Linked DNA regions of Mus musculus: region 1 is linked to region 2. Evidence: chromatin contacts called from ENCODE Hi-C data. All regions are on one chromosome and are shown on one strand. Each heading gives the region's core, a stretch centred on a gene start or an enhancer-like site at or near the end of the contact. The rest is flanking DNA. Distances are from core to core; before and after follow the strand shown.

Region 1 (4,056 bases), core at 1,301-3,800, 2.5 Mb after region 2:
AGAGTTTCTATTCCTACACAAACAAGAATGATACAAGAAGCAAGTTGGGGAGGAAAGGGTTTATTCAGCTTACAATTCCATATTGCTGTTTATCATCAAGGAAGTCAGGGTCAGGAACTCAAACAGGTCAGGAAGCAGGAGCTGATGCAGAGGCCATGGAGGGATGTTCTTTACTGGCTTGCTTCCTCTGGCTTGCTCGGCCTGCCAGAGGAAGACTACCAGCCCAGAGATGGTCCCACCCACAAGGGGCCTTTCCCCCTTTGATCACTAATTGAGAAAATGCCTTACAGTTGTATCTCATGGAGGCATTTCCTCAACTGAAGCTCCTTTCTCTGTGATAACTCCAGTTGTGTCAAGTTGACACAAAACCAGCCAGTACAGACCTACACATGATACAATGACAACATTAGCTAAGATCGTGTCTTTGGAGTAAAAAGTCTAGTTTAAACTATGATACCTAATGAATATCCACTTGTTTGAGTGCAGCCCCTCTGTTCTTGTGAACTTCTAAGTAAACCCCTATGGCTCTGACTAGCAGCTATCCCAATGTATCAAGCTTTCAGTTCCTTAGTTATAACAGAGAACTTTCCCTCCGCTTTCGTATCAATAAAGATGATTTCTAAAGAATGCAATCGTTATGTTGCTATTTATTATGCACTGCCTGCTTCTTCCACAAGAGTGCCTTTCATGAGAAGCTCTCATGCTCACTAATGTCTTTTGTTCTCTCTACCCTGGGAGAGACAGAGATACTTGTGCGTATTACTACCGCTTCTAAAAGAATAAGAAGCCACATATACTCTGCTGTAGTCATGCTTGTTGTTTTCTAAGCCTGGAAAAATATTCAACATTGTTGCAGGACATTTGATCACACTGAGAACCCCAAGATTGGGTTATTTACTGGAAAACATCTGTTTGTAGTTGTGGTGTGGGTCAGCCCTAGCACACACCTTTGATCACAGCCATTTGGATTTACTTAGAACAGGACTATTAATGGAAAATAAGAGGAAGTCAGGAGGACGGATAGAGAGACGCACAGGAAATAGAAGGGAAATTGAGGGGTTTTTGAGAAGGAGAGCTTCCTTTTGGAACATCAGCTGAGGAGGAGGGTCAGCGGGGTGCTTCCTCTGACTCTCTGAGCTAGCAGGCTTTTATACCCAGCATCTGGCTCCCTAGGCTTCTTTGGTAAAATCAAACAATTGGTATCTGGGTTTGAAAAAAAAAAGCACAACATAAAACAGTTTCACAATGAATATCTCTTTTTCTGTACTGTTAGGAATTGAACAGAATGATGCAGGATTCCCCAGCTCCGGCCCCCTTTTCAGTTATTGTGAGACTGATTAAACTGCCCCCATTGGCCTTGAACCATCAAGCACCATCTCTTTCTCATTAGTGTATATTAATTGTACAAGACGTTTCATTTTGTTATGACATTTTCATACCTGAATATTACGTCCTTTTGTCAAATTCACCTCTTCTGCTACCCTCTCAGTCCCTCTCTTTTTCCTTCTAATAATTATCTCTTGATGAACAGCATAGATCATATAGTGGAATACAGTCAATCTTTAATAAATACTGCCTGCTATATAATGTTAGCAAAGACAGTGTGACAAAATCACAGCTGTGAAAATAATACTCTTGCTCTAAAAAATCCCTTCCTTGCCTCTGAGCCTTTAATGACATAACATTTCTTCCCCTTCATAAGTTTGTTCCCTACAGCTAAATATATATTTGCCCACTTTAAAAAAAAAAAAAAAAGTTAAAACAGGGCAGGGAAGATAGCTCAGTGAGTAAAGTCACTGGCTGCCAAGCTAAAGTTGAATCCCTAGAACCTAGTGGTAGGAGAGAACTGACATCCCCAAATTGTCCTTGGTTGCCTCCCTGAGGCTGAAGGTTAAGTCATTGTTGCCTGGAGACACCACATACTTCAGACTTGTCGGGAATTAGAAAATTCCAGCTGTTTCTGAGCTAGAAGCCTCGTCCCTAAGGCGTAGCTTTATTATTTTGGGAGCCTCTTGGATTACTCTAACCAACATGAAAAGAAGTGTTCCATGCCTAGTACTGGGGATTTCTCGGGTAATCCATGCTCTAGTGTGCAGCACTGTCATGTCCCCACAACATTTTCCCAGGTGTCAATGATTCTCTCCCTTACATGAGGCTCTTACACTCACCGTCCAGAGAAATGAAAGTTAAAGAAAAGAAACAACAACGCCTCAAAGCAGTTCCAAAAGAAAAGAAAATCTTCCTTTCCTGGCTGGGCAGTGAGTTCCCATTGGAGGCTTTAAAACAAAACGAAAGCTTTTTTTGGTTTGGTCTAGTCTGGAGTTCTTGTTTGTTTGTTTTTTAAGATTATAATTCTTTTGTTCTGCAGGCGTGACTCTAACACAAAACTTCTCTCCAGCTGAGTTCTGAGGCTCTCAGTTCCGGGATCTCTGAGTCTCCCCCGCCTTCCCCATCCATGGACTCGCCCCGCCTTTCCCCCCGCAACCCCCACTCGCCGCAGCACTTGGACTGTCCCGTGACGTCATGACGCTGCGCCACCCAATCCGCTGCAACCTTGAGGACATTTTAAACTTAAAGGCGGGGCGGCCCGGGAGCTCGGTCGGCGCCGTTGCTCTCCTTCGTTTCCCTTAGTCTGCAGCGGACAGGATGGCCGAGGAGGCTTCAGTGGCTGTCTGTGTTCGTGTGCGACCCCTCAACAGCAGGTAGGCGGCCTGGGGCGGCGTGGGGACCTGCGTCCCAGCCCGCGCTGCCCCGAGTCACACCGACACCCGGGTGCAGGACTCCGTTTCCCCGAAAACACGGTCCGACTGCGCGTAGTTCTGCTCAGGGGACACTGCCGTCCTCGCCTGATGGACGGAGACAGTGAATGTTCAGTAGTGGGAAAAGGTCGGGAATGCCAGAAAGAAAAGACAAGAGGGGGTTGATGAAGTCTACTGGGTTTGCTGGCTTCTGGCCTTCAGCTAGAGATGCTAAAGCTTGAGAAATTGGTATTAAACGGGTGGTCGATAGGCGAGATTCTCAAAATTGATTATTTCTTGCATTTAAGTTCCTTCCCTAATTTGGGAAAAAGCTGGCTCCTAGTTAGCATTAGCTGTTGACTTGACAGCCAGCTATATCTAAGGGAGTCTCCATTGGAGGACTACCTGGATGAAGTTGGCCAGTGGGCATGTCCTTGTGGTGGAATCTTAGTTCCTGGTTGATATGGGCAGTGCTTAGGCCAGTCTGGGTGGTTCCATTCTTACTCATGGAACTCAAGGCTGTGTAAGACAGCTACGTAGGCAAAACCCAGAGAGAGCAAGACAATAAACAATGTGCTTCATGAATTCTGCCTCCACTCCTGCTTGCGACCCTGCCCTGACTTTCCCTGGGGCTGGAAGTGTAGGCTGATATAAACCTTCTCCGTTCCAAGTTGCTTTTGATATAAACCTTTTCCACTCCAAGTTGCTTTTGGTCATGATATTTTATCACAGCAGCACAAAGCAAACTAAAACAGTATATCTATAGACATAAGCCGTTAACGATACACAGAAAAAAAAAAGAAAAACAAAACAAAACTGTGCAGAATGTTGAAAGAGCCACTGGGCCTTCAGAGACATGGGGTACCTGGTGTCAGGAAAACGCTAACACTACAGAATAGGTGGTTCATTGATGGATAGATCACAGAGATTCAACTTCCAGATTGCTTGACTGATGTGGTGTTTGGTACGAATAGGAATTTAGAGGAAGGTGGCACTGAAGAGATTAGTGGTGTCTGTCATGGTGGCACAGGCCTTTAACCCCAGCACTCAGAAGACAGAGGGAGGTGTATCTTAGTTGTAGACCAGCCTGGGCTACCTAGTGAGTTCCAGGCCAACAAGGTGAGACAATGTCTCAAAGTAAAGAACAGAAAGAGATTAGTGACATAGTTCAGGGGATTTAGGGCATGTCAAGTATTCCGGAAGATTCCAGAAGTTTTTTTGTTTTTTTTAAAGATTTCAGAGAGGAAGTAGAGCCTATGCAGACAAAGATAGTTATGAATATAGTTAAACATAAAATTATATTACTTAAATCTTCATT
Region 2 (3,823 bases), core at 385-2,884:
ATCCAATTATTATACGGCAAAACCATGATTTTAACTTATGTTTGTCATTCTGAAATTCACACAATTCACTCAAAATGTTTCCCAAAGCCTAAATGCTTTCATTATTTGGGAAACACACTCAAGACCTGACTGGACACTTAGGACCTTTATTGAAGACACTGTTATGTTCCCTTTGAGGTAAAACAAAAGCCTCCTAACTGATCTCCTTTCTCACTTCTGCCCCCAGTCTAAGAGGGCTATGGAGTAACCCTCTTAAAACGAAGCTGGGTAACATTACTTGGCCTTGGAAAACCTTCTATGGCTTTCACTCCCCCTGATTAGCCCACACTCTCTGTCTGCATCATGAATCCCCTCTCTCAGTTCTGAGCCCACAGGCATTGGTCAGACCCCTTCATACTTTGGTAAGTTTCTGTTGCATGGCCTTCGCAATGGCTTGGCCTTATGACTGACTGTACTTCTTGAAGGTTTTCTCTATTGTTAATTCTATTTGTGTCACCTCCTTCCTAGAAAGCCATCTTTTCCTTGAGAACCTTCTCTGGCAACCATGTCAAATAATCTACCTTTTTTTTTTTATGGCTTAATACCTTTTCTGTGCAGTACTTATAATCTAAAATATTTAAGTATAAAATGCCAACACTAAAAAGCGTTTAGTGCTTGTTGCAGGGAACCCAAGCTCAGGGCCCAGCACTTACACAGGAGCACACAATCACAGGTAACTCCAGGTCCCAGGGGTCTGATGCTTTCTAGCCTCCGCGTTTACCTCCACACAAGTTTTGCACAAAAACTCACTCGGGCATGAACACATACCCATAAGTAAAACATATCAATATTAAAATACAGAGTGTTCACCTTACTTTTAATGCTGTACTTCAACAATAAGCCCTAGCCGAGAGGCAACGACTGGGATTTTTGTCCGTTTCGTTGACAGTCATTTCTACTTAGTTTATGGATCTTTACCCAATAACTAAACTGTTGCCGGGAGTATAGTGGTAGCTGGTGTTTCTAATATCTGTTGAAATCAAGGAATCTCCTTCTTCAACCCGTCCTCACGTACAAACACTGGAAATCCTTTGCACTCTCACTTAAAAGGAAACAAGGTAATGCATTCACCCCCTGCCTCCAGTAGCATGCTCTCCCTCGGCCACGTATTCATTGCCCAAACTAAGTTGAATCAAAAGGGGGCACGTGGGTGGAGGTTTTGACCGCGCTTCCCACTACTACACAGAAGGTCAGGTTCTTTTTCCCGGGTGAGAAAGGGAAGAACTCTGGATCGGGACACTCACATGAAGCGGTGACCCAACCGCAGCTCTTGAGCAGCCTCAGCCGGGAGAAGGAAGGGCCAGCCTCCCGCAGTCCCCGGCAGCGAGAAAGGACCCAGGAGGCTGTCCCTGATAAATGCCTGAGCGTTTCACAGTTTCACCGCTCATCGGCCGTCCGCTGCCTGCGCCAGCTCTCTCCCTGTACCACACTGAGCTCCCATCTCCCATTTCCTTCCTCCCTCCCTCCGATCTTCCCTCACTTCTTTCTCACTCGCTACATTTGGCTGTCTGTCTGGGCAAGGGACAGGCGGCCGGAAGTTTTGGGGTCTTCCCCCGGGGTTGCGTCTCGGCGATGTGACGTCATGAGCAGTGGCCGACCCGAGGCGGCGGCGGGGGAGGGGGTGCTGGGCGCTGTCAGTGGAGCGAGGTGCGCGCTCACCCTCGGGTTCTGAGCCGGGGACCCGGGAGGCCCGCGCGGACGGAGGCGTGTCGCTCCGGCTGTCACCTTCCCTAGGCGGCCTCTTGTAGACGCGCCTGAAATGCAGGACACGGCCCACTAAGCACTGCCAGGCATAGCTTCCGCGCTTAGGAGCTCAACCCCCCAATCTCTGCGTCCCCAGATTCAGGCAGGTATTCTGGTGTCGCCGCTTGCCTGGCGTTAGTGGGTGGGACTTGTGGGACAATCAGGTACTGTGAGTGACCCGGCCATTCTGCAGGAACCCATAGAACCAATCTGTGGAGCTGCTTGCTGTTGTGTTTGTCTCCAAACTTCCTTCTCCCTGAAGCCCAAGTTCACCGAGTCTTAGAAATGCAAATACGATTTTACTCTGGATAAAATCCACGTCTCCCCACTACCCCTCTTTTTTCCCCCCTTTTCTCCTCCTCCTCCTCTTCTTCTTCTACATTTTCGACTCACGTGAGTCATCTCCAATCTCTTTAAGAGTTTACATTGTGTCTTGTTCATTATAGGTGCAGGCCATGTTTGTGGTTTTCAGTGTTCTGGCTACAGAAACGTCAGACTTAACGTAGAAGTTTCAAAGTATTCCCTGAGTAAATTTTCCAAGCCAACTACCTGCCTACATGGCTTTCTCTTGTAATCTCTGACTTCATCGTTTTCATTTTTCACTCTCTTCTAGTTACCAAGTGTGAGCACCTGTGTGTGTGTGTGTGTGTCAATTTTTTGTTCGTGAGCTTCATGCACACCAGAGAGATAGACTGATACTGAAATTTGTTTTCTTGCTTGTGGTTTATCTTTTTGAGTCATAAACACTTGTCTGATTTTTCAGTTGTATGTTATTTAATGTCTATAACGGAAAATCTAATATATCATTGTAAAAGTTAAATATTAAAATGCTGAGGTTATGTCTCACCTTTCCTATGACTTCAAGCCTGCTATGTAGATATAACTTTCTGTAATTTTGCATCTACTCATTGAATAAGAAGTTAAGATTCAAGTAGACTTAAGCTAGCTCACAGTATCGACAAGATTCAGAATAGTGGTCATAACTATTTTCACATGAACTTTTGAGTATGTGTTTTGACTCCTCTATTATGATGAGAATAGCACTGGCTCTCTCCATTTATCACCAAGAAAACAAATTCGCCTGTGTTACCAAGTTTTCAGGTCCATTAATTCTGAAAGCCTATGGGAGACTTTATTTGGCTCCCAATGAACAGAGGAGCCTTGTGCTCTACAGGCTTCTTGTAGAGCAAGTCTGAGGTGTGCATTGGATATGAAGTGGTTTGCATCAAAACTTTTCGTAAAAACAGGATGGGCATAACCGATCTGTGGTGGAACTAATGTGTATATCCTTTTTATTATAAAGAGCACACATTAATTTCAATTGTCAAACCAGATTGAGGCAGTCTAGGGTTTCTCTCCTGGTCAGTCATCAAATGCATATGGCTATTAGTACTTGGCTTTTTATGTTTTGAAAGCAAGTAGTATCTTTAAACAAAAAGTTATGACTAATTAGCTGATGAAGTCTAGCAAATAGTGCTATCATTAATTCCTAGTGTAGTCTAGGGACACCTGCATTTTTTCCTTAGCAGGACTTTTACTTATACATTGTCAAAATTAGTCATAGTTCCTAAGTGTGTTGTTTAATCTATGTGCAGAAAAACAAATGTTCATGGTAGTAGGGATTTATAATTACTTTTCAGTGCAAACCCACACAGTGTGCTAGGTCACATTTTTTCCTTCCCTCAATGTCATGACCATGGACCTTTTTGTAATATCAAAGATAATTCAGGTTCATTCTTTCCCTCCAATGGTAAGTGTGCTTGATTTAGTAGATTGTGTGTTTAGATATATTTTTAACCTTTCTCCTTTTCAAACCCCCTTCCTCTGTTTTTGCCTTTTGGTTTCTCTTTGGAGAAAGCATGCATCCCCTTCTATGGCTACGTGGCCCTGCAAGGTGGTGCATGTGTGTAAGCAAGTCCCGGGGAGGTGAAGGCAGGGGGTTAGGAGTTCAAGGCCAGCCTGGGCTAGGTGAGGACCCTGTACAAAGCAGAACAGCAAAGCAACAGCACACCCCTCCTCAGTTGCAGGGATAATTGAATGG

The links. Hi-C counts contacts between places; a loop is a spot of excess contacts on that map.
Region 1: a map of gastrocnemius shows a loop between it and region 2 (6-fold over the local background). The contact joins the promoter of Cenpe here to the promoter of Tbck in region 2. A Hi-C loop is called at or near these places in 2 of 37 maps with a recorded cell type or tissue (T-helper 2 cell and gastrocnemius).

What each region holds. Positions count from the first base shown.
Region 1 is chr3:135,210,013-135,214,068 of GRCm38, forward strand. Cenpe (centromere protein E) reads left to right here and starts at 2,551. Exons shown (of 46, transcript NM_173762.4): 1 at 2,551-2,702. The coding sequence starts at 2,647.
Region 2 is chr3:132,682,510-132,686,332 of GRCm38, forward strand. Tbck (TBC1 domain containing kinase) reads left to right here and starts at 1,635. Exons shown (of 26, transcript NM_001163455.2): 1 at 1,635-1,885. It overlaps Aimp1 (aminoacyl tRNA synthetase complex-interacting multifunctional protein 1), which reads right to left and starts at 1,370. Exons shown (of 7, transcript NM_007926.2): 1 at 1,284-1,370. The coding sequence starts at 1,285.